6 separate regions of the Homo sapiens genome follow, and regions 1, 2, 3, 5 and 6 are each linked to region 4. A link is a loop called in an ENCODE intact Hi-C map of the cell type or tissue named here. Cell type or tissue: heart right ventricle. All regions are shown on one strand. Links, peaks and the distances in the headings refer to the core of each region. The heading gives the core; the rest is flanking DNA. Region 1 holds the start of CACNA2D1 (calcium voltage-gated channel auxiliary subunit alpha2delta 1). Region 2 has its middle 130 kb from the start of CACNA2D1. Region 3 has its middle 38 kb from the start of CACNA2D1. Region 4 overlaps CACNA2D1 (calcium voltage-gated channel auxiliary subunit alpha2delta 1). Region 5 overlaps CACNA2D1 (calcium voltage-gated channel auxiliary subunit alpha2delta 1). Region 6 overlaps CACNA2D1 (calcium voltage-gated channel auxiliary subunit alpha2delta 1).

The links. A loop is a pair of places that touch in the nucleus more often than their neighbours do. Peaks named below come from ENCODE experiments on the same cell type or tissue, not always from the same donor. Only the 100,000 strongest peaks of a DNase experiment are listed, where the experiment ranks them.
Region 1: a loop joins it to region 4, with 5 times the contacts of the local background. A loop is called at or near these places in 41 of 110 quality-filtered maps.
Region 2: it touches region 4 in a loop (13-fold over the local background); 59 of 110 quality-filtered maps call a loop at or near these places.
Region 3: a loop joins it to region 4, with 9 times the contacts of the local background. A loop is called at or near these places in 52 of 110 quality-filtered maps.
Region 5: it touches region 4 in a loop (2.1-fold over the local background); 9 of 110 quality-filtered maps call a loop at or near these places.
Region 6: it touches region 4 in a loop (4-fold over the local background); 25 of 110 quality-filtered maps call a loop at or near these places.

Annotation. Positions count from the first base shown.
Region 1 is chr7:82,440,976-82,446,334 of GRCh38, reverse strand. CACNA2D1 (calcium voltage-gated channel auxiliary subunit alpha2delta 1) reads left to right here and starts at 2,558. Exons shown (of 39, transcript NM_000722.4): 1 at 2,558-2,970. The coding sequence starts at 2,876. RefSeq lists an enhancer at 3,553-4,116. In heart right ventricle, for the core only: CTCF peaks have their summits at 2,003 and 2,206; DNase peaks (open chromatin) are centred at 2,294, 3,154 and 3,464; H3K4me3 peaks cover 2,966 bases; H3K27ac peaks cover 2,652 bases.
Region 2 is chr7:82,569,706-82,575,064 of GRCh38, reverse strand. No RefSeq gene overlaps it. Among named protein-coding and RNA genes, the nearest start is that of CACNA2D1, 130 kb to the right of the region's middle. In heart right ventricle, for the core only: CTCF peaks have their summits at 2,452 and 2,658 (motif pointing right); a DNase peak (open chromatin) is centred at 2,654; H3K4me3 peaks cover 409 bases.
Region 3 is chr7:82,478,667-82,484,025 of GRCh38, reverse strand. No RefSeq gene overlaps it. Among named protein-coding and RNA genes, the nearest start is that of CACNA2D1, 38 kb to the right of the region's middle. In heart right ventricle, for the core only: a CTCF peak has its summit at 2,326 (motif pointing right); no DNase peak of the experiment used is centred there.
Region 4 is chr7:82,231,824-82,237,182 of GRCh38, reverse strand. All of the region lies in intron 3 of CACNA2D1 (calcium voltage-gated channel auxiliary subunit alpha2delta 1), which reads left to right. Among named protein-coding and RNA genes, the nearest start is that of CACNA2D1, 210 kb to the left of the region's middle. In heart right ventricle, for the core only: a CTCF peak has its summit at 2,549 (motif pointing left); no DNase peak of the experiment used is centred there; H3K27ac peaks cover 1,377 bases.
Region 5 is chr7:82,357,617-82,362,975 of GRCh38, reverse strand. All of the region lies in intron 1 of CACNA2D1 (calcium voltage-gated channel auxiliary subunit alpha2delta 1), which reads left to right. Among named protein-coding and RNA genes, the nearest start is that of CACNA2D1, 83 kb to the left of the region's middle. In heart right ventricle, for the core only: a CTCF peak has its summit at 3,320 (motif pointing right); no DNase peak of the experiment used is centred there.
Region 6 is chr7:82,041,574-82,046,932 of GRCh38, reverse strand. The region is part of intron 10 of CACNA2D1 (calcium voltage-gated channel auxiliary subunit alpha2delta 1); the gene reads left to right. Among named protein-coding and RNA genes, the nearest start is that of CACNA2D1-AS1, 35 kb to the right of the region's middle. In heart right ventricle, for the core only: a CTCF peak has its summit at 2,247 (motif pointing left); a DNase peak (open chromatin) is centred at 2,227.

The sequences.
Region 1 (5,359 bases), core at 478-4,477, 210 kb before region 4:
CTTAACAACAATCCTTATGATTTGTCAACATGTTGAACAGCAAATTTATCGTGATTAAGCAAAATTTTATTAAGATTAATGGGATATAATCTGATTTTAAGGGAATTTTCCAAAATAACAGAACTGAGCTGAAAAAATGCATTGTTATGGGTATAGTTAATCCAACAGAAACCTAATGCTATGTTATGGAAATGGTCTTCTTTTAGCTGTCATACATTTAAAAAAAAACCACATTTTGAATATCCTCAATAAGAAGGTTTAGATTGGTAAAAAGCAATTAATAGCAAACCTCGCAACAGAGTATTAAACAATGATTTAGGCTCACAGATGATAACCAACCCTTTCAGTAAGAATTGTAGAAGCAATATCTTTCCTCAACAGCTTCACATATTGGAGAACTCAGTGCTTCAACAGAGTGATCCAAAGAAATTGAGATTTGGCTCAAAGGCCAACAAAGTTAATAATAAAGGCTGACTTACCTTCTCTACAAGCTTATTACATTCTTTTATTCTTTAAGCCCTTTCTCCTAAAGATATAAAATTGGAAACAGTGTACCATAGTGGGAAGTCTGGAGTTGATGTTGAAATAATTGACAGAATATATAACAATGGTATTTTTAGGTAGTGAGGCTATTGATACCAACATATCACATAGACAATAATGGGCATCTCTAATTCTGCTCTTCTTAGTCCTCATGCTGGGGAAGAAAGTCTGCTTTTGAATTATTAAAAATGGAAGAAATGATGGATTTGACTATTTACTTATCTAATTTTGGAGTGGAATGCTATCTTCAGTTATATAAAATATCCCTCCTGAGCTGTAGTTCTCAATCCCATTACATCCCACTTCATCCCTCATTTGCGCAGCTCCTGCTGCCACAGTATCCATGCCTAGCATAAAACAAACTAAGTTAAGTCACGGTGGGGTGCCTTTTGTGAGGCCACTCAGAGTAGAAAGAAACAAAGAGCAAGACAGAGATGCGAAGAACATAAAGAAAACAAATAAGGCATTAAAAAAAGGAGAAATAAGTGGGAAGGAAAAATAAATTCACCAGGCTAAGCATCATAAAATCACACACGCTCTTAAAATTTGGCCAGTAATTAATAGTAGTAGTATTATTATTAGTCTTTGTTTTGGGAGATTGCCTTCAGAGAGCTGGAAAATTCATTTCGAATTAATAAGGGTCTTTTTCTTTCAGAAGCATCTCCTAAAAATAAGAACGGGCTAATTAAAAATCTGACAGCCACCCCGATACTTACAGAATTTTTGCATATGCAGGATAGTCATCACAAATTGTATTCTCTGCACGTCATGTCAAAAGTATTCTCATACACTACTAGAGGGAGCTTAAGAATTTAAGGTGTGCAAGAATATATTTCTATCTTTGGCCCACCAGGGCCCTCTTGTAGGAGGCCTGTGTTGGGCGGGAGAGGCCTAGTCGCAGACCCTGTCTTTTCAAGGAGAAAGCCCGCCACTGCTTCCTCTGAGTCTGGAGATAAAACCAGTCCGGCATTGCTACTCCCTAGCTCTCTCCCCCTCCCTTAATTCCTCCTCTACATTTCAGGCGCATTTCTCAGAGTGCCACCTGTTCCTGCTGCTTACCCTTTTCATGCCTTCGCATTGACAAAAGTGAGCTCACCCTGCGGTAACCTTGTCAGGCAGGGCAGGCCAGTGGCCAGAGCAGGGCGTTAGGACCCTTTTGGAGGTAGTCCCAACTGGGATGCTGCAAAGCGCTTCTCTTACTACTGTCCTCCCTAGATGCAGAATTCGTCCCTCCACCCCTCTGTCCAATGGAACCACAGGGCTGGGAAGATTTTACAGCGTCAGTACTTCTCTGTCCGTCCACAGCCCGGTCCCTGAGGCTCTGTCCTCGCCAGGTGAGCCGAGCAGTACCTGGGCGTGGGACCGCTGGCACAAAGGGCACCCAGCCCCGGCAGAGGCTCTAACCTATGGCACACGCGGGCATATAGTGCCACCTGGTAGAGAGTCAACAGTGGTGCTTTAAAATGCAATACAAACCCCTCCTACATTTGTTGTCAAATCACTTCACGATTCCCAGGCAGGCACTGGATTCTGCGCCTGGGAGTAGGGCTGGGGGGGAACGCTGCCTGCATGTGCAAAAATAACCCCCGAAGACGCGAGCCAAGTCCTGGGTTGGAGCCTCTGCAGCCTGTGGATGCCCGCTGGGCGGCTGGCCGTCCCCCGGGAGCCCCGCGGGGCTGGTCCGCTCCGCCTGCGCACGCCGGGCGGCGGGAGCGAGCCGGCGCCGACTTTGGGAGTTCCTGGCTGCCTTGTATGGAGGGCTGCTCCCGGCCCGTCTCCGCCCGACTGCTCTGACGCCCAGCCCTCCCGCTGCCCACCCCCAGCCGCCTCCCTCTGACTTGCCTAAGAAGCCAGACGGAGCCTCTCGCTTCCACAAGTCTCTCTGCCTGCCATTCCCCGATTCCTGCAGCCACCCCCACCCTCCAGCGCCGTCACCCCTCCTCCGCCCCCGCCCCCGCCTCCGCCTTCGCCTCGGCAATCGGGGGAATAAATCAGGGAGGAAACCGAGAGGGAGAGCGAGAGCGCGCGAGCGCCGGCGGGCTCGCCGAGGTCTGTTTCCAAAGTCGCCCTTGATGGCGGCGGAGGCAAGGCGGCCGCGGCGCGGAGCAGCCGACGCACGCTAGTGGGTCCGCCCGCCACCGCCCCTTCCTCGGCGTCCGCTCCCGCCCTTGCCGTCCCCCGCGCGGCTCCGCGCCTCGGGCCCCGGGCGCAGCCAGCCCTCCAGACGCCCGCGGTCCCGGCGGCGTGTGCTGCTCTTCCTCCGCCCGCGGTTTCCAGCGCCGCTCCTTCCCCCGCTTGGGCAGGGAGGGGGCATTGATCTTCGATCGCGAAGATGGCTGCTGGCTGCCTGCTGGCCTTGACTCTGACACTTTTCCAATCTTTGCTCATCGGCCCCTCGTCGGAGGAGCCGTTCCCTTCGGCCGTCACGTAAGTCGGCGGGCCGGGCAGGGAGCGCCGGCCGAGGGGCGCCGCGGGAGTTGGGGGTGGGGGTCGGTTCCCGAGTCGCGGGGCTTTTCCGCCCGTGGGGGTGGGGAGCGAGCGGCCGGGGAGCCAGGCTCGGATGCGGAGACGCCGGGCAGGCGGTGCGCGCCGCTCGCCGCTGGAATGCGTCCCGAACCGGCGTCTCGGGCGCCTCCACGGGGCCGGGCACTGGGGGCCGACTGTCCCGGGAAGCGCCCGCCGACGACTCGCGGCGTCTCAGCCCGTCTCTAACGGGATTCTCTAGACTTCAGAGTGCAGCCGTACTGGGGAAAAAAGTTTCCAGCCAGCTCACCCGCTCTGATTCAACCCAGTTCAATAAAAAGTTATGTTTTGGTTGGGTAATTTACAAACAGGTAATTTCAGGCTTGCCGAGGTAGCGTGGACTTCCCCCGCACTTGGCCTCGGAGATGCTCTTTAATTGCTGTAGTGCCCAAACTCGTTTTATCCCACGTTACTGGATGCACTTGACAGCCTTCCGATTAGACGCGTGCTGGCTCCCCGCGGCCGAGCGTGCTGTCCACGCAGGGGGCTCGCAGGTACTGGGACCACGCGATCCAACCTCCCCAACCCATTATTTGAAACATCTAAGTGTCGGCAGACACGCGGTCCCTGTTCTTCAAATGAATAGAGCCTATTCTTTGAAGGAGGGACTATTTCCAGTCTCCTACAAATTTTCTTTTATTTTTACCATTTCTAAAATAACTTTTAAAAACCTCGCTGCTGTTCTGGAAATAGAGGGCTTATAGGTAGCTATAGTCACACCACAGGAAGGGAATGAAAAATAATAATTCTCTCCTTTCTTAGCAAAATAGAATCAAACTCAATGGCACATATAAATATATACATATTTTTTAATGCACCGAATAGCCTATCCGGCATTCTGGGAAAGCATTTATTTTGGTTCTTGGAGCTTCTTTAAAGCTTCTAAAGGTAGGTAATCTTAAGTGGATGAGTCACTTTAATGCATTTTACATAACAAAAACAAAGCCCAAGGTAGCTTTCCCGGTATTTATGCTGCTGGGAATTACTTGCTGTCCTTTGTTGGCTGAGTGCTGAATACAGGAGTTTTTGGTGGAAAGTAACAGTGAATCTTTAGCGGTTGAAATCCTGCGGCTATTATTTAAGATTCAGTTTTAAGTATTTATTACCTTAGGTGTCAGTGCAAGAATCTGGAGGATGCACATTCTATCCCGGAGAAGGGGAGTGTCTAATTTTTGTTGTCATTGAGTTACAGTAATGTTCCTCTTTAGATAATCTTCCATAAAACTGATTGCAGATCCTTTTTGTTATGAAGCAAAAGGGTAAATGCCATCTGGAGATCTTCGTTTAATTGGCAGGATGTTCCAGTCAGATATTTTTAAACATAAAAAGAGTAAGAATCACCCTAAGGATGCTTCAGAATTATTTACTCTTATTAAGGCATCACACTTCCATTTAATTTTTTAAGTCTGTTTGTTGCTTGGCCTGTAAAGTGAGAACTCAAATGAGTCGCTTGCATTCTGTGTCAAATAAATAAGTGGCTCTTTAAAAAACAATCACTTCCTAAATGTGTTCCGATTACTCATTTTTACAGTGTTGTTTTTAACTGACAATTTATCAATATTTTTATCATGGGAGGGGATACATCATCATACCATTGGGGAAAACTACAACAAAATACAACCTTTTATTCCTCAACATACTGTGGTAAAATATTAATGTAAAAATCCTTATTGTTAAGAAGAACATCTGCAATAATGCTTTCCTAAAATTATAAGTAAATCAATTTTCATGGTCAGAAATTTACTAGACACAAGAAAGAGTATATATAGTGGGTTAAAATGGGAAGTAGGACATCACAATTTCTTTTCTTTGGAAGGATCTGAAATTTTTTTTAACGATGAAAATTCAAGATATTTTCAAATTATATAAGACATTGATTATTTAATGAATGAAATACTTAATAAAAGGTTTTGTGGAGCGAAGTCAATCTCCTGTAGGTAATCTTAACAATATTTTTGGAAGCCTTCTGCATCTTCAGTTTTTCATTTGAAAAGTTAGTAACACTGTCTTCTGAGGAAAGAACTGATGGTTGACATTTGTACTTCATGTTAGATTTCTGAATAAACTTTATGAAATTAAAAAATGCAATATTTTTCATAAAGATGTGCCATTTGCTTTTCTTTCGAGAAAAGAATTCATATGCACTGTTTAATCAGGACAAATCTCAAATCTTTGGGGGAAAATTTCAAATTTATAAAAACTGAGTGCAAAGACTGTAGTGTCAATAAAGGCAAATTATTATGCTTCTGTATGTAAATTTCTCTCGGAATCATTAGTAAATATTTTTGGGTTT
Region 2 (5,359 bases), core at 431-4,430, 340 kb before region 4:
TGGTTGCACTTATTCTCTCTGCCGACACCCTGTGAAGGATGCCTACCACCATGATTGTAAGTTTCCTGAGGCCTCCCCAGCCATGGGAAACTGTGAGTCAATTAAACCTCTTTTCTTTATAAATTACCCAGTCTCGGGCAGTTCTTTATGGCAACATGAGAACAGGCAAATACAGTATATTAATACCAGGTAGTGGGGTGCTGCTGTAAAGATACCTGAAAATGTGGAAGCGACTTGGGAACTGGGTAACAGGCAGAGGTTGGAACAGTTTGGAGGGCTCAAAAAAAAAAAGACAGGAAGATGTGGGAAAGTTTGAAACTTCCTAGAGACTTGTTGAACGGCTTTGACCAACATGCTGATAGTAATATGGACAATGAGTCCAGGCTGGGGGGGTCTCAGACGGAGATGAGGAACTTGTGGGGAACTGGAATAAAGGTGACTCTTCCTATGTTTTATCAAAGAGACTGGCAGCATTTTGCCCCTGCCCTAGAGATCTGTGAAACTTGGAACTTCAGCGAGATGATTTAGGGTATCTAGTGGAAGAAATTTCTAAGCAGCAAAGCATTCACTATGTGACTTGGATGCTATTAAAAGCATTCAGTTTTATGTATTCACAAAGATAAAACATGGAATTGAAACTTACATTTAAAAGGGAAGCAGAACATAAAAGTTTGGAAAATTTGCAAAATCCATTTTGAATTTAGACTTGCATGGGGCCTGTAGCCCTTTTGTTTTGGCCAATTTCTCCCATTTGCAAAGGGTGTATTTACCCAATGCCTCTACCCCCATTGTGACTAGGAAGTAACCAATTTGCTTTTGATTTTACAGGCTCATAGGCGGAAGGGACTTGCCTTGTCTCAGATCAGACTTTGGACTTGAACTTTGGGGTTAATGCTGGAATGAGCTAAGACTCTGAGGGACATTGGAAAGGCATTATTGTGTTTTGAAATGTGAGGACATGAGATTTGGGAGGGGTCAGGGGTGGGATGATATGGTTTGGCTGTGTCCCCACCCAAAATCTCATCTTGAATTGAAGTCCCCATGTGTCAAGGGCAGGACTAGGTGGACATAATTGGATCATGGGGGCAGTTTCCCCCATGCTGTTCTCATGATAATGAGTGAGTCTCATGAGATCTGATGGTTTTATAAGCATCTGGCATTTCCCCTGCTTGCATGCATTCTCTCTCCTGCCATCTCGGGAAGAAGTTTCCTGTTTCTCCTTTGCCTTTTGCCATGATTGTAAGTTTCCTGAGGCCTTCCAAGCCATGCAGAACGGTGAGTCAATTAAACTTCTTATCTTTATAAATTACCCAGACTCCGGCAGTTCTTCATAGCAGTGTGAGAAAGGACTAATATAGGTAGGAAGCCCAAGAGCAGGGTGCCAGCATCCACCTGACTTCAAAGCATGCTCAGGTGCTGGTGAGGGCCCTCTTCTGGCCTGGTAGATGGCTGCCTTCTCACAGTGTCCTCACATTCAGTCCATAACTGAGAAATGCCGTTATTGGTTATTCAAACAGAAGGAGTTGCATACATTCACCTATTAAAGAGGGAACAAATGGCTGGGGGCTGTGGCTCACACCTGTAATCCCAGCACTTTGAAAGGCCAAGGCAGGTGGATCGCTTGAGGTCAGGAGTTCGAGACCAGCCTGACCAACACGGTGAAACCCAGTCTCTACTAAAAATACAAAAATTAGGCTGACATGGTGGTGTGCGCTTGTAATCCCAGCTACTCAGGAGGCTGAGGCAGGAGAATCGCTTAAACCCAGGAGTCGGAGGTTGCAGTGAGCCAAGATCGTGCCACTATACTCCAGCCTGGGTGACAGAGACTCCATCTCAAATAAATAAATAAATAAGGGAACAAACTCCCTAACAAGGTGACTGCCTAAGCAAATATAGTTACCTCTCTTCCTTCTCCAAATCTCTTTGAAAAGATCACAGAAATGTACAAATAAAACTAAATTCAATTTGCTGGTAGAAAGCTATAAAATATACAAACTATATAAATAATAAAATTCAAACCACCACTCCACCAGCAGCCAAAAGCAGTGAAGAGATTCTGGAAGTTCTGAAGCAAACAAGCCAACACTGCTGTGTATAATGAAGAAATACTAAGCTGAGGAACTTGCAATGATTACAGACAAAAAAGAATGAACCATAAAAAGGGGCTGGGTACCCAGCAGAACCTTAAATAAAAGCCCCAGACAGAGACAATGAAAACTGGAAGCCTGGTCAGCTAGGAAATTAATGAAGGGAAGAAAAAACTATCTGCCTCTGCAAGAGTAGATAACTCCAGCATTGGCCTCCAGCCTTAATTCAGGTTAAGAATCAACCAATCAACCAATACTTTATGGATGGGCATACATTCAGTAAAATGCTGTGATAACACCAATTTGGATATAATGTGAATGGGAATTGGCTGCTGCACTCCTCTCATCCTCCATCTGAAAAAGTGGGAGAAATAGTGGATCCCTTCATCTCCAATATTCTCCTGGGTCAGACTCTCCTGCTGGAGAGTCTGGGGAGATGAAACAATTGTAAACTAACTAGGAAGTTTCAAAATCGCTAACGCTATCCTGGAAGTCCTTGGCATCCAGACACAGGAACCAAAATCAACTGCTTGCTTTTTAAACCAGAGCCTAACTTCCACCAGATGGCGCCAAACCACAGCAGGGACTGAAAGGAATGGGGTTAGATGCTGCAGTGAAACCGCCGGAAACGGGTCCTACTGCAGCAGGACACAGAAATCTGAATGAAAGAAACCCCTTATTTTATGCGATTGTATTTTTAGGGCGCACTTCTCGGGTTATGGCAAGGTTTTTCTATAATTAGAATGAATGGTTCTTCCTCACTGCTTCTATACAAATATTTTCTTGTTAGAAAATAGGCACCTGTGAAATTTAAAGGTCGGTTGAAGCTCCCTGACTTTTCCGCTAAGGCTTCCAAATATCCCTTTTCAACTTACGCGATTCAAACACCATGATTGACCATGCGACTGTATAAAGTTTATTTCTCATTCTATTCGTTTTTCCAATTTTAAAACTACAAAAAATTAGAGAAAATTTTATTTATTCCCAGAATTGAACATGTGTCAACTCAGAGTATAATAGTGCTAATCACTATCTACATTTAACTTAATGTTGATTAGCCAAGCAGTACCCATGTTACCAGTGTTCATTATGTTCAAAGTTCTCCAAAGAATGATAGACTTTAATTAACATTGCAAGAAGCTCTGAACGTTCAACCTTCCCTCTACAGCTATTAGGAGTCTACTTCTTAGGGCTTTGTCTACATAAGGCAAACACTCCCCAGAGCAAATCACTGTTCTCTTCTGGCCTCATTTCAACAGAAAAAGCAGGGACCATGAAAGTCCTAGTGGCCTGCTCTTGTTTAAGCAATATCTGTTGAAAATAATGGAAGATCTTACCTTAGAACTTAAATACCTCTGTGATGGTCTTCACTACCACCCTACTAACATGATAGAAAGCCAAAATGTATTTATAAAACCTCTTTATATTTTAATATTTTATTGTAAAATTGATTCCTGAGTCTCCAACTGGAATAAAATATTACTGGTGTATAATTATACATTTGAAGCAAACATTTATAAAATATTTTTTAAATGCTGCACTGGAAGTTTTCTTAGAAAAAATAAAAACACTAATTTTTTTATTTTTTATTTTATTTATTTATTTTTTTCCTCGAGATAAGAGTTTTGCTCTGTTGCCCAGGCTGGAGTACAGTGGTGCAATCTCAGCTCACTGCAACCTCCATCTCCTGGGTTGAAGTGATTCACCTGCCCCAGCCTCCCTAGTAGCAGGTGCCTGCCACCACAGCCGGCTAATTTTTGTATTTTTAGCAGAGACGGGGTTTCACCATGTTGACCAGGCTAGTCTGGAACTTCTGACCTCAAGTGATCTGCCTGCCTCAGCCTCCCAAAGTACTGGGATTACAGGCGTGAGCCACAGCACCCAGCCAAAAACATTAATTTTAAAACTGAGAAATCTGCTATATAGAAAGAAGTTGTTGAAAAATTATACCAAATTAGTGAAAGAGGAAGAATTAGAAGTTAATGTTTGTGCTTATCTCCTTATGCCTGTGTCTTATACCAGCAATTTAATAGCTTAACAGGAGACCTTAGGGAGAGTGAGGAGTTATCTAGTGCCAGGTGGAAAAAATCCCTCTGATAAGTTTCATCATTGCCTGAATCTCGGTTTAAATTAATCTGATTCCCATCTTGTGGAGGCTATTAACAGAGAGATGACCGTTTTGTTGGTAGAAAAGTAAAGTGGCCAATATCACAGCCACTGAAACCAAACAAATCTCACTTTGAATTCAAGCTCCCTGATTTACTTGGGTAATCTTAGACAAATTATTTAATCTCATATCTGTTTCTCAGTTTCCTTATCTTTAAAAGGGTGAAGCAATAGTATCTCTTTCATGAGACTAGTCTGAGTATTGTATGTGTTTATGGTAGAGTCGGATGCATAGGAAATCTACAATAGTGTGTGTTACTCTCACCGTCATCATTGCTATACCAATCATCCCTGTGATGTTCATTCTAGTGTAAGTAATTCCAAATGCACTTATAATCATTTATTATATCAGTAAAAGGTGAATACAAAATCTTCAAATGCAATTGAAGATCTCAAGTATTAGGCTTCTAAACCCTCACTAAAGTATATCAAACGAAACTAATGGAGAAGAAAAGATGAGCGCGATGAAGATATCACATATAACATTTACTAAAGACTAATCATATCAATGAGGAAGAGTGAATAGCAAGTTTATAAGTCATGGCACTATTTAACTCCATTTGAAGAAAGCATTTTTTGAAGCGTGGTAGAACTTTATTATTGTTACGTTCATTAGAACTGAGAAACTAAGAAACTATTTATGTATTAAAATAGAAACTTCAAAAAATCACCTTAAATTCCACTCTCTGAAGAGAGCCAAATTAAGTACGTATGCGTGTGTATTCTATAAACTTTAATGATAAGATATTGATATATAATCTTTCATACTCTTTTCTATACATCTGTAAAGACTTGAAGAGAACAAGGGAATAGGCCATATGGCTAACACAGGAAATGGTGTTCAAGGCAGAGAAAATAGTAAGTACAAAAGTCCTAAACTGGGAACATGCCTAGTGTATTCTAGGAACATTGAGGTGGGGACTGTAGCTGAAGTAGATGGAGGAAAAGAAAGAGCAGACTAAAAAAGGGTAACTAGTTAGAAGTCTAAAGGTGAAGGTAGCTTAGTTCAGAGTGGTAGCTGCAGTGGAATTGGGGGAATGTGATTTGATCTGGATATATTTTTAAATTATAGCCAAAAACTTACATTGGTGAACTGGAAATGCGGT
Region 3 (5,359 bases), core at 771-4,770, 250 kb before region 4:
GAGACGCCTACTGCTGAGATCCTTTTGAATGTTATTATATGCAAAATAGGTCAATACCACTCATTCTTTTTCTAAGGAATAAAAAAATTGTTGAAATCGTTCTTAGAGTACTTAGCCATGCCTATTCCATATATATGTATATATACATAGATGTGTGCTGATCTTAATTTTCATTTACTGAGATACCCAGTTAACACAGATATTTATTATGAATAAATTATTTGATAATAACAAGTTTTTCCGTAGACCAAAAAATGACCAAAGGAAAAGAACCAGAATATAAGTATAGTTTTGTAGTATACAGAATTATAGTAAATGCTACTTGGTAATTCACTTTTTAGCTGTTTTCTACCTTAGAATTTTTAAGCATACAGTTCTGCTGCCTGGGAAGCTTGTTCCCAACTTTCCATATGGCTAACTCTGAATTATCTTTCAGGTTTCAGCTTAAATATTATTTCCTCAGCAAAGTGTTTCCTACATGCCAAAATCTAAATCACATACTCCTGTTCTGATCTTCACTATATTCTTATTTTTTCTTCACTGAAGATATTTGTAGTCATATATTTATGTGTATTATTATTTATTTTACATCTTTCTAGAAGACTAGAAAGAAGATTCCTGGGGGCAAAGGTCTTATCTGTTTTAACTCTTATTAAATATACATCCAGGCTGGGCGTGGTGGCTCATGCCTGTTATCCCAGCACTTTGGGAGGCCGAGGCGGGTGGATCACGAGGTCAAGAGATCGAGACCATTCTGGCCAACATGGTGAAGCCCCGTCTCTACTAAAAGTACAAAAATTAGCTGGGCATGGTCGCGCTCGCCTGTAGTCCCAGCTACTTGGAAGGCTGAGGCAGGAGAATTGCTTGAACCCGGGAGGCAGAGGTTGCAGTGAGCCGAGATCGCACCACTGCACTCCAGCCTGGCGACACAGCAAGACTCCGTCTCAAAAAATAAAAATAAAAATAAAAATAAATAAATAAATAAACATCCAAATGAATGAAAAATCCAACTAATTTCAAAAAAAAATTTTTTTTTGGCCATATGTTAATTCTGTGGCACATAAAATGGAATAATACATATAGTTTTCTATGTGATTAAATACGTGTAGTTTCCAAGTATTATCATTGTGCAGTAACTGTACAATCTGTAGGCAATAGTTAATTTTCCTTCAATCAGAATAGCAAACACATCATAAGAAAACCAAGAAAACCTCAAACCTATCACTTACCATCTGATAACTGAAGACAGGGCAAACTTTAGTCTTACTGGGAAAATAACAAATATGTATATGCATGATAGAAGATAAAGTGATCCAAAAATGTAGTTATCAATGATACTACCAAATAGTAAATGTGACCAGGTGCAGTGGCTCATGCCTGTAATCCCAGCACTTTGGGAGGCTGAGGCAGAGGAATCACTTAAACCCAGGTGTTCAAGGCTACAGTGAGCTATGATGGTACCACTGCACTCCAACCTGGGTGACAGAGCAAGACCCTGTCTCTAAAATAAATAAATAACAAATAGTAAATGCTTAAATTCAGACTTCCCAAAATATTATTGGGGAAAAAAAGTGTTACTTGCAAAATAAAAAATTTTCTTACAGACTGATATTCTCCTCAAAGGGTCTTAGTGAAAAGTTAACTTGTGTGGTTGTTTGCAAACCTTTACAAGTATTCATTGCTGTTGTCAGTGATCCATGTAATTCAGGTAAGACTACTTATTGTTTGCTTACCTCACTTTTTGGTGAAAAATATGCAGTATCATATTAACACATATGATTGAGCTTTAGAACAACATTTTTAAAAAAACAAACATAGCATGTTTTTCCTCTTTCACCATCTTGTAGAAATCTGATGTATATTTCAAGCTTCCAGATAGGATTAGTAAAATGTGTAAGTTTATCCTTCTTTTGTCAGGTCCATAATCTTTTACCACTTTATTATGATTTTTAAATTGGTTTGCAGATGAGGGAAGAGTGTAAATCAATGAGATTCTGAAGACTGCCAATTACTTTTTCCCTCCATGAGGATTTTTAGAGCGTATTTTGGAGATATCGAACATTTAACCAAAGTACCTTAATAGAAAAGAGTAAGTAGATGACAGGACGTGTGACTTGATTCTATTAACATCATGAAAACAATAAAATAAACCCATTATTCTCTATTGTATTAAGAGCAGTATTTTAGCACAGACTCAACAACAGCAATGCATTAATATAGAGATGTGATTAAGTCATTTAGCATTGAGCTGTAAAACAAGTGTTAACCAAAGAAAGTACAACCAACTATGAGATGACTAAAAAGGGAAAATGCAGTATTGTCATAAGACCACTAGAGGGTGAAATGAGAACCATAGCCACAATTTCATGTGAAAATATTTCTGCAAAAGACTTCATTTAATCAATATATGACAATTTATTACATTTAAAACCATTATTTATCTTCACAGAATTTTACTATAAGAAAAATATCCATACTTATACTTGAGACAATTTATAAACAGAGATGAGTTGATGATTTGATTTCAGCCAGCTAACCAGAAATCACAGCTCTTCTACATGTTTAATGTGGCAACCATTTTGCTACCTACATTTAAAGCAAGTTATTTGAAAATAACCCAAAAGCTAAGACTTTAACATTCAGTTAATGTGATTATTTATTATTACTTAGATGAATCTAATAGATTTAATTTTAAAAATAATACTTATTTTAAATGTATGATGTCTGTTAATTTAAGCATAACCAGGACCAGGTGCGGTGGCTCATGCCTGTAATCCCAGCACTTTGGGAGGCTGAGGAGGGTGGATCACCTTAGGTCAGGAGTTCGAGACCAGTCTGGCCAACATGGTGAAACCCCGTCTCTACAAAAAAATACAAAAATTAGCCAGGTGTGGTTGCACCCACCTGTAATCCCAGCTACTTGGGAGGCTGAGGCAGGGAGAGTTGCTTGAACTCGAGAGGTGGAGGTTGCAGTGAGCCAAGATTGCACCACTGCACTCTTCCTGGGTGACAGAGCAAAACTCCATCTCAAAAAAAACTCTTAAGCAGAACCACACACTTGGTGACAGAATAGAAATTTTCTGGCAATTCACTTATGAAGAATGTTTAAGTTGATTATAATTCATAATAAATCCCAAGTTCACTGTTGTAAGTGTCACAAATGCTCATTGACTTCTTTGGTGTCTCCATTTTAGACTTATGGCTAATTTATATCAGATTTATTTAAACCGACTTAATTAAACTGATGCAGCTGGATATCCCTTGGCTCTTTTACTTTTAACCTGAAACTGCTGTCGGAAAATGTATACCATTCCATGAATATGCTTCCTTTCCAAATTTTACAAGTATTTACTTCATAGGCTCTTTATTATTGTTTTCGATGATGAACATATTGATGATGATGATGGTGATGGCTAATATTACTGAACCAGGTACTGTTCAGAGTACTTAACATAAATGAACTCCTTAAATGTGTCCAGAACTATTTTGAGTGTATACCATGAATAAAATCATCCAATCCTCAAAACAATTCTATGAGGTAAGTTCTATTATTATCTTAATTCTATAGATAAGGAAACTGAGGAATAGAAAGGTTTAGTAACTTGCTCAAGATCTCATGCCAATAAGTGGTGCAGGCAGGATTTCAAGTCTTGCAGTATAGACACAATCATCCCTTGGTATCTGAAGGGGATTAGTTCCAGGACTCTTGCAGAGTTCAAAATCCACAGATACTCCAGTTTCTCATATAAAATTGCCTGGTAGACTCAGCCCTCCATATCCACAGATATGGAAACTCCCACTACAGAGGGTCTGCTATACTAGAAGACTTTTTACTTCAATTATTTAGAAGTAGTTTAATTCTGCTACCTGGAAACAAGAGATAGTTTAATGTTATCAAGCTCTCATCTACTAAGATGCTATCTTGGGGCCGGGCACAGTTGCTCAAACCTGTAATCCCAGCGCTCTGGAGTTGGAGACCAGCCTGGGCGACATAGTGAGACTCCATCTCTATAAAAAATATATATATAAATTAGTGGGGTGTGGTGGCATGCACCTGTAGTCTCAGCTTCTTGAGAGGCCGAGGAGGGAGGATTGTTTGAGCCCAGGAGGTAGAGGCTGCAGTGAACTGTGATTATTCCATTATGCTCCATGCTGGGTGACAAAGCAAGAGCCTGTCTCAAAAAAAAAAAAAAAAAAAAAAAGCAATCTTGCAATTTATACCCATTTTTGGTTACTATTATTCATTTCTAGATGCTATCTTAGATTCATACAATCTTAAAATTCTCCAATGATATGACATGTATGAATATCCTTTTTCCTAAACTGTTACAACATATCACAATATTTTCAATTTTTTATCATGTCTAAATGGTGTATATAATATTGTCCCAGGTACGAAAAGAATTGACTCATATATTTTATCTCAGTTTTCATATTTGCTTTTTCTATTTTATAAAAGTTATATTAATATAGTTATTATATAATTATTATTTAATGATTTAATAATATTTAATATTTATGTAATAACTTGCATTATAGTTTTATTATTTGCTTTGCTTTGCTTTTTATGTAGTAACAATAATATTGATGTTGCTGAATGATAACCTGATATTGAAGCAGCTTGGTAATATGAAAGAAACCAAAGCCACTGGAAACCAAACCCAATGGACTAAATATCAGAAGATGGAGATTCTATTTCTGACTTTGCCACTTACGTCATATCAAGTAAGTGACAACTTTCTGAGCTCAGATCAAAATTTCTTAGTAATCAAAAAATATGTACCAATTAAAAAGGACTATGTGATAACTTATAAGTCCATAACATCATCAAAAACTTTAAAAGTTACTATTAAATAAGATGAATTATAATTAAAATAGTTAAATGTATTTTTGTCTAAAAAAACAAATAAATATCATACAATTTAATTCTGCTAAGTGTTAAATCCATGAACGCATAAAGAGAGGGATAAGTTTTGCAAAGAAGGTTGTATCCAGAATGTGAAGTGTTCTGAATACCTGTTTATCCTTGCTCTAAAGGAAAATTGGGGCCCACTGAATGTTTTGCAATAGAATAATGATATAAGACCTGCAATTTAAGAAAATTCTTTTTACGGCTCTGTTGAAGACAGACTATTAAGTGAGAATTGAAGAGAAGAAGGCCATTTGTAACAGGATAGGTAACAAATAGAATGTCTGCATGCAAATTATAGATTGTAATGATAAATTGCTTTACATTTGAAAAGAAATTCATATTGGTGAGTAAATTCAAATAAAATAGGTAAATGTGATTTTTGTCTATAGTTTATTGCAAATAAATTAAGCTATGTTTATAAAGCAAGTTGTTGAGGACAGTTAATCT
Region 4 (5,359 bases), core at 555-4,554:
ACATATTTTTTTCTGGTCTTTACTTTTTACATAATTTATATAAGGGTTGGGTAAATACCCAGCTATTTAAAAAAGACACTTTAAATAAGTACCAGGTTATAGAATTACTGTGGTAATTTTTAATTTTACAAGTGCTGGTTTATGATTTAAGTGGATCCATTAAAGGATATTTTTATTTATAATTGGATTAAAATACTGAGTTAGAAATGTAAATGGATTTAACCATGGTTGAGGAAGGAGAGTCTCTTTAGTAAGTTCCTAGTAATTGGATTATTTATTATTTTATTTCAGTCTTCATACAATTTTAAAATTTAGAGTTAATATCACCTACAGTAGGTGGTAAATTAGTTTTATGGCATGAAAATCTGCCGTAAGTGAGGAAATATTAAGAACATGGTGAAATAGAGCTTAAAAATACTGTTTTTTCTTCTACTTTTGTTATATCAAGTTATAGGCTTTTATAAAAAGCTCAATGTAAGAAACACTACTAATAAGAAAGGGACAAAAGCTTTTAATAGCTTTGGTTGAATTCTCCATTCTAATATTAATCAGTGAAGAAAATGCTTACTCTAAGTCAATTTTTCTGATATACATTTGACTAGTGAAGAGATTAAATTATGAATGTCACATTTAATTTAAAACTAAAGAGAGAAATAGCACTATCACAGGGAATGTGCTCTTTTGTGAATGTCAAGTGCAACTTGTTGAAGGTCTTTTGAAAAACGTGTAGGAGAGATGTTGTTGTGCATTAGTTATGCATGTCTAGAGTACCTATCAGTTTGGAATACAGATGCCATATTATACTATTGACTACCACTGTTTTTAATATAGGTTGGGCCCTGGAATCACCCTCTGGTTTCCATTGGAATGGACTGAGCCTATGCCACCCTAAAACAGAATGGATCCAAAGGCTTTTAAAATTTGTGCAGAAAATAACATTTGGCCTAGGAAGTTGGGTTTCACATTCTATAATTCGCTATTTATTGGTAACTTGTTACGAGTTTCTAGAGAGGATTTTTCTCTTCTCCGTGGTTGCTTTTTCTTTTCAAATATTGGTTTCCCTCGACAAGGAAGTGCTGTGTAACTGAGAATTTTGCCAAATGTTAGCCTACTCATTTCTGTTCACTCCTTGGCTTTTCACATAAGAATATGGGGAGGGTTAATAGGCTTAATTTATGTATACCTCTTCCACAGTTCATGGGCACATAGTCATCCGCATATAGAGCAGGTGATGAGTACATTTCCATTAGATGAATGAGGGGAATGAGTCATGGAAATATCCATTTCCTTAGTACAGAGACATTACTGGGGTTCATACACTGTAACATTTTAGGACTACATCCAGGCCATTCTTGTCCTCTTCTGTATTGTCCAGTTGGCTTGTCATAATGTTATCTCAAAGCCGAAATATCCTCCAACCACCAGAGTAGTTAGACAATGGTGCTTGGCATTTGAGGAAAAATCTTTAAAAAATGAAGGAAATCCAGATATTATAAAAACATGAGAATGAATATGAAAGATATGGCATGAAATTTTAAAATTAGAAGAGTCTAAGAACTTGCATCAATATTGTTAAAAGGATGAATACTTCTGTTATTCCAGCATTTATTATTACTGTTATCAACATTTTGCTTCCTTGGTATAACAAAATTTAAAGTGATAATGTGAGGATGGCATGAGCGACTGGAAATTTAAAAGGATCATTGGATATAGTGTGAATTCATAATGTGGCCAGTGCTTTAGAAGCAGCCTGCCCCTCCCATCAGGGAAAGTTCATTTGCCTTTGGTGAGGATTCTGGATAACATCTTTGAAGGCACTAAAGTATTAACACAGGGCCACAGGTGGAACAGCTGGTTTAGTTCTACTTTATACTAGCACTTGTGTGGAATATTTCTTTCAGAAGACAAATGTTATATTTTTATCTGCAGAGAGGAGTTTATTTTGCCGAATGTACCAGAGAGAATATTTGAACAAAACGTTTATTGCTTTGTATAGTTTACCATTCCAACTGTTTTGTAATTTTAATTTTAAAAAAAAAGAACATAATTTAAGCATATCATTGTTAGATGTTATTTTCCTTTTTTAGTGTGCTCACTTAGCCAGGGGAGCATATTTTGGTAATTTTACTCATTCTCAAATTTCACCTCAGGTCATCAGGTTAGCACAGACTGGAGGTGCATTTATTATTTCCCAAGTGATAAATCGCAGCACTTGAACAATAGTGGCTTTATTAATAATTCTCACAAACGATCATACTTAATACTAATTCTGTTTAAGGTAGAAGTCTGTTGTGAGTTCAGAAGGTACAGAGATACGCCTGTTTTGGAGACAGAAGTAGGGAAAAGTATCTTGCTTCAAATGTGTAACATGTATGGGGAAAACCCATGTGTTTCATATTCATTTTACTTTCAAAAATCAGGTTTGTATGTTCCTAATTGTTTTCTTATGTTTACTTAATTTTTGAGAATGGATTGATTTTATTTTCAATGTTATCTGCTTCCTGGCATGCTTAAACAATTCAAAGAAGATAGCTACGGCCCCCTTGTGGTTAAATGATATAAAGTTGTCAAGATGGAAGAATAGCTATTTTTTTTCTAAAGTGATATTCTTGAAAATTCTAAGGCTGTGGCTTAAAAATCATAAAATTGTTACAGAGGCAATAAAGACATCAGTTGCTTATTTAATCAACATAAAGTCAAACATCCAATTTTTTATGTAAATAGGTAACTGTTCAGGCTGATTTGAATAACATCTGCATAATTACTTTCCTTACCCTACCCTCTGTGACATTTTAGTTTAGATGTATGGGTAAGGTAGTAAAAAATATATTTTTTAGGTTGTTGAATCTTAATTATAAATAATCTAATATTTAAAACCTATTAATATAGGAAGATGTGACACAGCATATATTATGTATGTGCTTTTGATAGTTAAATCCTAACATTTTCATTACAATAATTATCTAGTTCCACACATAATTCATTTTATCCTCCATTAGGGGAAGCATCTTGAACCATTTCAGAGAAATGTAAATTTCAGAGAAAAGTAAATTATTGAAGATTTTTCTCCTTTGTTTAGTGTTTTATGTTCTACATAAGGATTAAAGAAGTTGCTATCAGGAAGTGTACATTTGAATGCATACTTCAATTAATAATTTATCACAAATGGGATAAGTAGTGGCTCTTTTCACAGTTGTGATAAGGCTTTAAATTATTTATATCAAAAAGATGTTGAGTTTGAGGGTTTGTATCCTACCTATGGAAACAACTTTATATACTTAGAAAAAATAATCAGGATTTGGGCCAATTGCCTTCTAAAATAGCATGTGAAAAGCTATATAAGATTGTTTAATATATAAATCTTTTGACTTAAAATATGAAAACAGATGGTAGTGAACTAAGCAGGAATAAATCCTGTTATGCAAATATAACTACTCTCTGCGAGTTGTTTTAGGGAAACATAATCTTTTTAGTTTTGATGTGGTTGTAAGAGTGGGGAAAAAAAAAGGTCCTGTATAGTATGCGCCAACTGATAGGTATTCAAAGGTTGTCCCTACTAGTGCCAATTTGATATTACTATTTTCATCTGGTGTACTTCACTTGATCTCATGGGATAAACTTCTGTCTTCAGGGAAGAAATGGAAGAGGTAGCAGAAATTAAATGAATACTTCAATAAAGGTCACAGAATTTATCAGAGCTTTGCTAGATGAAAAAAAAATCTGTGAAGGCAAAACTAATCTCTGGTGTTAAAAGCATGATTTCTGGGATAATGGTAATTTCTGTTTTTTGATGTGAATGCATCATATGAATATGTTTACCTTGTTAAAATTTATACACTTTTCTGTATGTATACTGTTTTTCAGCAATAAACTGACAAAAAAGAGGAAAATAATATTTGTGAACACTGGTGGAACATTGTAGAAATGTTCATGTTGTGAAAATAGTAATATGTCAAGAATAAAATAATGTTTGAAATATAGTTTTATGTAGCCATCACTATATAACACTTTATAATTAATTCTTTCACCTGAAATAAGTTTTATGAAGTGATTCTTCTTTATAATTAACCCAAAGTCAGAAAAAGTACAGTATCTCCCAAATAATCAGTTAATTACTTCCCCGTTATAAGAAATTTGCTAGCTGATTTTCAACGTTTGGACACGTCTGCTTGAAGGCAATCCTGGAGTATCTGTGTAATTCGTTTATTAATTTTTTATGTATTTAGAATGTTTTAGTAGAAACAACCTGATCTGTGTTTTACCTTAAATCTATGTGACCTCAAGCAAGTCTTTTTTTTTTTTTTTTTTTTTTTTTTTTTTTGGAGACATCTCGCTCTGTTGCCCAGGCTGGAGTGCAATGGCGCGGTCTCAGCTCACTGCAACCTCTGCCTCCCGGATTCAAGCAATTCTCCTGCCTCAGCCTCCCGAGTAGATGGGACTGTAGGCATCTGCCACCATGCCCGGCTAATTTTTGTATTTTTAGTAGAGACGGGGTTTCACAGTGTTAGCCAGGATGGTCTCCATCTCCTGACCTCGTGATCTGCCCACCTCGGCCTCCCAAAGTGCTTGGATTACAGGCGTGAGCCACTGCACCCGGCCAACCAAGTCTTAATATTAGAATCTCAATTTGTAAAAACAGGGGCAATTATTATTTACTTCGCAGCATTAAATTAGATGATACTGAGAAAGCCCATAGTACAAACTATGGCATATGATCTATTTTCAACTAAGTTTAGCTTTTTACTCTTTTTCTCTATGGAAATCTTACCTCAATCTACTGTTGAAAATGGATGATTTTTCTGACTTGCCAGCAGTACAAAAAGGCGAACATTTGTTACTTTAAAATATGCATCATTTAACGAAAGCATTATCCAGACAAATCTTTATAGATGGTGGTTAGCAATGTGATGGGTATAAGCCAAATTAGAATGGTTTCCTAATTTGGGGTGCTATTTCTTCACATTTTAGTATTCTGACTATTTAAATTTGTAAAACTGGCAAAAATTATTTTGGAAAGTAAATTTGTTTTAAAAACAATAAATATACACATACTCTTTGGCTCGTATTCCTATTGCTGAGTATTTATTCTCAGAAAATAATTTTAAAAGTAGGAAAAATACTAAAAAGCCACAAAGATGGAATAGTAAAAATCTTTCTGTGGTCAAAATGTCACAGAGTAATAAAATAGAATGACAGTTTATTGTGGGTAGGGTATTACATAATTTAAAAACTAATATTATGAAGACTTGGTTATAATATGGTCAGTGTTCCTTGGGGAAGAGTAAAATGTAAAATGTCTATGACATAACATGACTTCAGATCAATTGTAATATCATGATTACCATTATTTTTCTAATTG
Region 5 (5,359 bases), core at 830-4,829, 130 kb before region 4:
ACCTAGCAGAACTTTCTGACAGTTTGTGCCTAAATAAAAAGGTTTTTAGTAGGGTAATGAATGCCCATTGCAGGAAGTATTTGAGAGAATTACCATGATAATTTTTCATGTGTAATGTATAAAGGAGGCTTCCATTTATTAAGAACTGGACTAAAAGACCATGATGTTTTCTTCTGCAGTTTCTGGAAGTATTTGAAAATATTATTTATTACTTGCAGTAATTGGAGAAATAATCTCAGTTCAAGGTTCGCTTACAAGATGTCCAACGGTGATACAAATGAGTATGAGGCCACTATTTCCCTGATATGATCAAGAGACATGAGAGGATAAACCAGAGCTTTGGGAAAATACATGTAGGGTAGTTGAAAAGACAGTTCTGCAGACAGCAGGAGATGCACTGAAGGGCCTTTTTTCCTCCATTACTGCAGGTGACCTAAAACAGGTAGTGTGAATTCTAATGGATTGCATGTGCTCAAGTCCTTTTGTATTTCCTGAATGGTGATAAAGGAGTCCATTCAGCCTCTCTTCTACAGAAGGAACATTTTGAGAGAGAATATAAGGGTTGTCAGGCCTGTGGGAGGCTGCTGAATCACATATGATTCACAGATCTAGCCTCAGAAATCTTTAGACTTTAACGTTACAATACAGGGTGGTCCATTTTAAAACTGCTTGTTGAAATCTACGTTGGGATGTGCTCTAAATGGAGCACTAGGAACAGTAACAGAATGACTAATAATGACAAAAAAATTGGGAGACTGCAACAATTCATTTGGAATGTTGATGTTTAATTCATGTTACTGGCTGCTTCATGATTCTTTTATATTTCATAAAGATGGTGAGTTACATGGGCGTGCCATCTTAAGCAGGGACCTCAAGCTAAAATACCATTCTCTTTTCACCGGAGCTTGTTAAATGCTTCCTACCTGTATCTGAGATGATTGAATATGATTCAGTTTTCAAGTCTTTGCTTCTAATTATGGAATAATTATTTGAAATATGAAAGATATAAACATCAACACAAATGAGGCTTTTCATGAGATCAACTATTGTGTTTTAAAGTGTTTATTTCACATTTTATGTTAATAATTTAAATTCCAGTAACCATCTTGACATTTGCTACCCCATAAGAGAGAATATAGCTAAAACTGTGATTTTTCTCTTTTGTTAGTATTAGCAAATTATATGATACTAAATATTTAACTAGAAAAATGTTTAAAAAAGCCTTCTCCAATAACTGTACGTACATTAGTCATGTCTTAAAGCATGTTTTTAATCTACTGAGCGTATGATATGCAAGCTTCTATTGGATTTAGTTATACAAAGTGCTTTTTCTGCCTAATATTTTAATATTTTAAAAAATTTAATTGCCTAGATTTTGACCTGCTTTTCAACATATAATACATTAAAGATCGCAATTATATAATTTTTTTAAACATTAGCAAATGTTTCATAATTTGAAACATTTAACAATTCAAATTAAAAAATAGTTGAAAACATGACCAAGAAATTAAAAATGACTTCTTTTTCTGTATTACTTGGACATTTATATAAACTTTGCACTAATGGTTCACAGTTTCTGAAAGGGGTTATTGGATAGTGCTCAAAATTGTAACTTTTTTGCCATTTGATAAACATTATTTTTAAACACAATTCTCATTGTTATTTTTACTGCATTAATGGTGAAAAACAGTTTGGTAAAAAACGTAGTTTAGGTTTTCATTTATATTGAGCAGGTTAGGAAAGGGAGCTGGCTGTAATTCCTATCTAAGAAACAATCTTCTGTTTAGAATGTTCACTGTGCTCAGACCAGCAGAGGGGAACATAAGGGCAATGTATATGCTGCTCAGGCAAAGAGGGTCAAAGAGAACCGTGTTCTGTGAGGACAAAAAGGTTGAAAGCAATTAAATTGCAATATATTTTCTGAGCTAGAAAGATGTTTACCATCTCATATTTGAAGGCTTCATTCCTGTTTCTCTAGAATCATTTACTTAATGTTAAAAAAATAAAAAAGTTGAAGATGGACTAACTTGGCAATATTCTTTTCTGATGGTTTTCAGAAAGAGAGTTATTGTCTTTCTAATTTGCAAGTTAATATATTTGCTTTGACAGCTTTTTGATTGTTAAATAAACCCTGTCTTAGAAGAGCTGTCAGCAAATTACACTATGGGCTATATTTAAAAGAAGTGCCACATGAGTCAATTTGGGTCCTGGTTTTATATTCATACATTTGTTTGTATATCTGAACCTGCATCATAAAAACAATGAAGGCCAGCTGAAATAGTCATATTTTCTATGCATATTGAAGGACTTAATGTTGCTTTTAGAATATTTTATGTTCATAAACATATCAGGGCTGTCTCTCCACCTAACCTGCTATTGTATGTCAAGTCTGTTTGCATGTTATAAATAATATCAGAATCAATTGCTGTGGACCTAATGCATAACACTGAGGATGTCTTGTTATGTTAATGAAAGTAGTACAACTTCTGGTTGTAAGTAAAATAAATGGTACTTGTTTAATTTGAAAATACTGATGAAAACTTAAAAATGTAACGTGAGGAAAAATTATAGCATTTAGGTAATTATTAATATGCATGTATTTCCACTGAGATGTCTTAAGGAAGAACCTACTTAGGTATTCTTGTTTTTAAATCTTCATTTTCTAACTGTAACAGCCTTTTTTCTTGCCATGTAAAGAAAGACTTCTGCAAATGTTATTTTCTTTCTATCAATGAAACAGACTTTGAACCTAGGGCTATGACAGTCTATAAACTAGAAAACAAGAGGTATCTCCAAGTTCTGATGAGAGGAGAGTTGAGGGCTACTATCTGGTGGTTTAACAATGAAAACCAAACCATGAATCAGATCATGGCACCAGTTAGCATTTATTAATGGAGTTATACATTCTTGGCTTCTCAGGGCAAACTGCTCTGCCACTTACTAATTTTGTGTCCTTTGGTAAGTAACTTAACCGCTCTATGCCTCAGTTTCCTCATCTGTAAAGTAGGACTAATAACGGTATCTACCTCAATAGATTTTTGTGAGAATTAAAGAGTATGTTCACAAAGCATGTTTAGAACAGTTCCTGACATATAGGTGCTCAATAGATATTACCTGTTGTTTTTTAAGTAGCCACTGTATGTTCAGAACTGTGCTAGATAGTTTCAGAACATGATAAGCTATGGCCCATCCATTCAAGGAAATTAAATATTGTTGGAGAAATAACACTGATATAAAACAGTATGTCTGTATGTGTAACATTTTGTAGGACAGGCTGTACATATTTTAGATACTCAGAGAAAAGAAAAAATTATGATAGTTTGAGGACTTGAATTGGCCAGAAGAGGGACCTGAAGCCCAGACTTGGGTGATTTTCAGTAGCTGAAGAGGATTCGAGAGGTGATTTCAGTTTAGTAGAAAGAAAACGTATTTAAAGAGCATGACAAAGCTGACATATTTGTAAAACAGTTCAGTGCGCTGGACTGGAGATACTGATCTATATGGGGAAGTAGATTCACCATTTAGGTTAGAATCCAAAAGTAGTAAGCATTGGAGGATTTTATAGTATTGGAAATATTATGAATGATCAGCTAATAATTCATAGAAATAAAGAAAATAAGGAAATTTTTACCATGACATTAAGTAATATCATGGTAATTAAATAATAATTAAATACATGCTCGAATTAGGCTGAAGTAAATTTTGCGAACAATTTGCAATGACTGAGAAAAATCACAGATAAACCATAAAGGGAAAGATCTTCAATAAAATGAATGGAGATTTTGTAATGAGCAATTAGAATTTTAGCTCATTTGGTTCATAGAAACACCAGCAGCAGATTGTGTGGCCACGTGGGACACCTCGGCTGGCATCAGGCTACCCGGGACTATGCTAGAGGTTGTAACTAATTGTGATGTGGAAGGATAAAAAACAAAACCCTCAAGGCTTCAGGGAACAAATCTCATGTATGAGAACACTCCCCCAGCTAATCCATGGAACTATGTTACTATCAACCCCAAAGTATAATTTTTATTTGTTGTCTTGGAAGCTGGAAGCAAATTGCTGCAGCTGAGGAAGAAAATAAAGAAAAGATGAAAAAAAATACTTGGATAAAACAAAAATCAATCCAAGATAGTGGAAAAGAAGATCTCATGAAAATAAATTTAGATCTCATGAAAAGAAGATCTTATGAACAAAAGTAGATCTCATGGCCTTTGAGATCTATGAATATGAAATTTGTAATGTGGATTAACTGCACACTCACACAGATGCACGCACACACACACGAGCAGAAAAAAAAAACAGAAAATGAAGGCAGAGAAACATGAACAGCTTAGGAATCAGAGTTTAGTGATAGTCTTTTTTCCTACTCTCAAGTACTTTACCTTTCCACTGATTAGCATGAGTACATCCTTTTCTGCCTTTCTTACAGGATTACTCTAGTCAAAAATGGAATACTAAAGCACTTCACAAGTTGAAACAGCTTTCTAAAAACAGAGCAGCAGTGTTATTGAAAATGGTTTAAATTGAGAATAATTTCAGGAACTAACTAACATTTCTGGCATGACACCCATCTCACAAACAATCCTACGATTTAATGTAGATAACAAGCACTCCCTTTATACCAAAACAATTAATTGTATACTTATCCATGTTATAAGAAAAGCATATTTAGCGAAATTTCATGTCTAGGTTATCTAAATCTTTGGCTTACTTGTGTTATTTTTACCCAACTACAGGAACACTGTGGATGGTTTATTATATAACAAAAATAGGAACAGTTTGGCATTGGTAGGGTATTTATAGCAAGTGGAACACTAGACTTTTGAAATATATGAACTTATTACTTCAGATTTGTGATAAGCTATTTATGCATCAACACAATTGAAGTGGTCAGTTTGTTAGATCTTTTGATATTTAAATTTTTCCCCAGCTCCACAGGGCATAACTATGTCTCTTATTTGCTTCGGTTAAAAATAAACGATTTCTTAAAAATAGTGGCAAAAAGCAGAGAACTGCCTTAGGATAGGGCTCCGAGTGGTACAGACATCTCACTTTCCCACTATCCCTCCTATAAATCCCTTACTGTAACAAGCCCTCTTTTTTTTTTTTTTATTATACTTTAAGTTTTAGGGTACATGTGCACAATGTGCAGGTTTGTTACATACGTATACATGTGCCATGTTGGTGTGCTGCACCCATTAACTGGTCATTTAGCGTTAGGTATATCTCCTAATGCTATCCCTCCCCCCACCCCCCACCCCACAACAAGCCCTCTTCCTTTCCATTTTCTCTGTGGTATAGTTCCCATTCCCTCTTTGTCTCTGTGACAATTGCTAGTGGAATAAATTGGGAAGGG
Region 6 (5,359 bases), core at 588-4,587, 190 kb after region 4:
AAAAATGGTAATTGGGACTTATTCAGAAATCCATCCAAGATTTCAACAAGGTAAACAGACTAAATATAGGTTACATCATGATTTGAGTTGTTTGAAATATTTGTTTAAAAATGAAAATATTTATTGAAATGTTTGATGAATGATGATTTACATTTATAGGCAAACACAATTCGTGTCTTTATAATTATAGGGAATTGTATTCCATTTTATCTACTGGTGCCATTTTTTAGACATATACAGAATTTATTCCATATTTACATTTTTGTCCTGATTGTTAAACTAGCTGATGTAAATTATATAATTTTAGAATTTGAAGGGCTTTCCACCTAATCTAGAAAAACCCTTTATTTCAGAAAGGAGCAATCTGCAGCTTAGGGGAGATAATTGAATCAGTTTTGGCTGTAATGCTTATTAGAGGCAAGGCCTGGACTAGACTTGGTTTTCCTAAATTGATTAAAGAAGAGATAATTCATTCTCAATATGTTTCTTTTTTTATACAATGGACCAAGGAAACCGCAAACCAGCAGCCACTGTTGGGAACAGCACCGTCAACTTGAAGAGTGGAGTGGCCAACTCCATGAGTGTCATTAGTGAAGATATTTATGTCTCTGACTGTGAGAGGGTGACCATACCTTCTAGTTTTCCCTGGACAGGGATTAACGACAGAAATTAAAATCACATTCACAACATTAGCAAAAGTCATGAATTAACTAGCAGTACTTTTAGTAATATATTTAGGACCTATATTAAAGATAGAGAAAAGAGTGTGAGAGATATATTTAAAAGATTTGATATTTGGAATTAATGAATAATTTTTCCTGGAATGAAAAGGATACCCATGTGAAGATAGCAGTTTTTCTAATTTACTCATGAGAGCAATTTTAATTTGACAAAAATTTCTAAAGTTACTGCAGTAGGAAGACAGTTGTGAAGAATATCACATGACGGGATGTGGTAGCTTTCTCCTCTGTTATTAAACTGTAATTGAAAATGATTAAAGACCTTAGAGAAAAGTGCGTCAGGGAATTTGCGCTTGGGGTTGAGCTCTGAATCTTGGTTGCTGTTTGACTCTGAACACTTTAACATCGTACACCTCATTTCCTCAACTATATAATGGGAAGCCTATTAAAACTAAAACTGTAGCTTGTTGAAAGTTAAACAACTTAATGGATATCAAGTGTTTAGCCTGGCACGCAGGTGATTCTCAATACATGTTAGCTAATACTTTTTAAAATTATTCATATTAAAAAGCAAGCTCATGAAATAACGGAGGGACAAAGGACTAAAAAATTACAGAAATGTATTCAAAATCTTAATTTGTTGTAAGGAATGTATCATGAATGAATGTATCATAAATGGGAAATTTCGCTATTTGTAAAAACAAATTGCCTAATTTTGTTATCACCTCATAGTGTTGGGGAAACTAAATTCCACCATGACTATATACCAAAACCCATGAAACATCAGTAAGGTTACAGATGAATAATTTCCTGACTGATAGACGGTTGATTTTCTAAGTACAAAACTCTTTTAAGAAATAGTAAAGGAATAGGCTCATAGGTTTAGATTAAATAGTAAGCAACAATCTGGAAAAACAGAACTACACAAAAATTAATATATGAGAAGGGTCATTTTGCTAGCAATCAAATTCAAATAGTTAAAATATTGAAATATTTTTATTTACAGTTCAGCAAATAAAAAATGGGAAGTGTTTATGAGGCTGCAGTGAAACTAGCACATATATACTTTAAATTGGCACAAAATTTTTGGAAAGTAATTTGGTAACAGATAACCTAGAAAGCATTTTTTTCTATTAATCTGGGCTTTTCTATTCATTTATTGACTTCTGAAATTCAAAGACATACTAAACATACAAAAATGCAGCTAAGTCACAGTAGCAAATGAACCAAAGTCCTGACTGCAGTTATAACATTTCACCCAGACATTGAATTCTAAACAGCCACTTTATAAATCTTATTTCTTATCAGTTTTCCAGAAATAACTCTTAACTGGGAATGTATCCACATATGTAAGAATAAATGTTATCAGCTATTTTATCCGGATTTTAGAATAATCATTTTCATATAATCTCTTATAGTCCAAATCTACTATGAAAAATATGAAAATCAAAATAAATTTTGAAAGTTTTTTAAAAATAGGAATAAGTACATAAAACAAGCACAGCCAAAATTTTGGAGCGCACAGCCTCTGGTCATTTTCCTTTTATTTTCCTGCATTGCCATCTGGTGGCCAAAATGTGGATAGTGTCTGATACCATAATTTGTGTTTGTACTTACTAATATGCAAAATTTTATTGTTTCTTATTTAAATTATTTAATCTTACAAAATATAAATTTGTTGTGTATGTTATCCATCATAGTTAACTTGTGTAAATAAGTGTACTAATATTATTTTAATTTAAAAAATCCTTTTCCAAAGCAGTCAGGTCTGGATTTGAATTATTATTTTTGCTGATGATTACATGGCTTGAGCCAACAATTTTGCACCATTATTTATTTTACATGCCAGAAATAGAGAAAATAAAACATTAAGACATGTTAAGTAATAAATATTGAACAATTTTTTCAGAAACTATAGTTGTGTCCTATTTTTGCTTCTTAAAAATGCTTTAGGACTAAACAATGTACAAAGTACCCTAAAGAAAGCCTGCCTTTAAACATTTAGAATCCATACATAGGAGAACGGTCTTTCTGAGGGGAAGGGATGCGAATTAATAGACATGTTGAGAGCTGGATACAGTGGCTCATGCCTGTAATTCCAGCTGCTTGGGAGGCCAAGGTGGGAGGATCACTTGAGGCCAGGAATTCGAAACCAGTCTGGGCAAAATAGTAAGACCCTTTCTCATTTTTAAAACTAAAAATAATTTTAAAAAGACAGGTTGAGTGGGCAAATAATAAATGAGCTACTTCTCTTTCACTGAAGTTTCAAGTAGAATATGTGACCTTAAGAATGTCTTTTGTCATTAATTCTTAATGTTTCCAGTGCAGAACTACTTGACTGCACTAAACCATTCAAAGGAAGACTTGGTACTCCAAGAAGATGTGTTCTAGTTGCCATTTCCAGACAAAGGGCACTTCCCGTAACTTTCTGCTTCTTTGACTTGTAGCGTGTATTAAGGCAACAGGAATATTTCATTGTTTGTATCCTGACATAATGTGATGACAAGCAGAGTCCCTCTTCTCAGAAATATTTTATGGAATGATTTCATATTCAGCAGGGGAAATTAGAGCAAAAATAGAGACTGCCTTTACAAAACCAAAAGCTTGGGTTATTTCATTTGAGATACTGATACTTTGTTTTGACTGGAAAGCATCTTTCAATTTGTGTACCTGACTGGGATATTTAATAAGAAGTTTCTTTGGAAGTATTGAAATGCATTGATCATAGTTTTATCAGAAACTGTTTCAAACACCAAACTAATGTTTGAGGGACACTTGTATCATCCTGTTAGTGAACTTTATTTCAAGCTCAATACAGCTGAGGCAGTTTATCTGAATCTTATGAATTAGGAATCTGTTCTAATTTTAGTACTGAGTATCCTAATCCTTTTTACTAAAATAATTTTTAAAACAATAGAGTTGCCATTTAACATCTACTGTATGTCAGACTCTATGTTAGATGTTCTGTATATCTTTATTTGAGTATTTTAATGTCTATTTGGACAGAGTATTTGTACTTTTGAATGTACAAGTTTAACAACATATTGCAGAGCTAAGATGCAATTCATCTACTTATAAATCTATAGCTTGATTATTGATTAACATTTTACACTGACTTCTAATTTCCATAGTTTGATTATTGATCAACATTTTATACTGGCTTCTAATTTTCTTAAAGTCCACATCCAAAGAGTTTAAACATTTATCCATTATTCATTTATTCAGTAAATATTTATAGCATGTTTATTACATGCCAAGTACAGAAAATGCAGTGGTGGTGTGGACATATTCTCTGGCCATGTGGGCTAATAATCCAATAGAGGGGTCTATTTATTAAGCTAGGATACAGAGAAATATGAAATTATAACTGGTGCTCTGTAAAAAAGAGATAGATTTAAGAGAGCTTAGTATTGGGTGACTTAATCTAGTCAGGGAAGGTCATGAAAACTTTCATGAGGACTGAGTGAAGAAGGGAGAAAAAGTATTGTAGGCAGAGGAACAGTACATATAGTGGGAAAAAGTGTTTTTGGCAGAAGGAACAAGAGATGTGGAAGGGCAAAGGAAAGAATGCCCCAATGCTGGAGTAGAAATACAAACCCTCCAGGATTTTTACCCCAGATGCCCATGTTAACACACGTGCCTTCCTATCTAAACAGGCTAACAGAAATTGTCCTCAGCAGTTCTAATGAGTGACCTACTTAGTTGAATTTTCTGGGATTGGAAAAGGAATCAATGTGATGTTAGTTTGGATTTCTGACTCTGTCATGTTAAATACACACTTTTACAAGAAGTATTTTCTTAATTGATGAAAAAATCAGAGCTCCTTCAATCTCTTTTCACTCGCCATATACCATTTCAAAGTTCTGTAATATATTTGCTATTACACTTTTGCTCTAAGGTTTTTAATATGTGGTTTTAAATTAGTATGTAGGCACGTGTTATCAAAGACTGCCACTTCAGCCCATGAAAATTAACCTATTTTTAAAACATACATAATACGATATAAGCTGATGAGTCTAAGATATCTGTGAAATATAGTCTTATCTGATTGTAAACTTTCAAATTTCTCATCACTTTCCTAGGAGAGTAAGATTTGCTATAGGGAGTTATACTTTGTAAGTTATTCCTTTCTGTACATTATTTGTGAGTTTTACTATGAGTGCAATTATAGTAATTCTGTTATACACTACTGAATATATATTTAATGAATGAATTTACATTTAATCAGTTTGTGTTAAAGTCACTTAATGAGATGCTTCACTTTTCTGTGTTAAAAGCAGGTCAAGGCCAACTGAAAGACTCTGAGCAATACATTATTCAGTGCTCAATTTCTGCATAACTTGTACCTTTATGGTGATTCATGGTTTAAATAAGTCAGTTAATAATATTTCCTGTAACCATTTCTAATAATTCTCTAAGGTCACTTTACTATTAATGTATTGGCAAACTGTATTTTTACTTACCAATACAGGGAAATGCTAACATTTATTTGTTTTGAAAATGGAACATGTAGAATAAGCTTGCATCCAATAACCAAAGAATAGAAGAGTGATAAAAGAGGCAGTGGGACTGGTCATTTGGACCTGAAGATACTCAGTTTTCAATATTTGAATTTATAGAAAACAGTAAATAAATATACTGGAACTTTATTCTCACACTGGTGATATTCATGAAAGTCT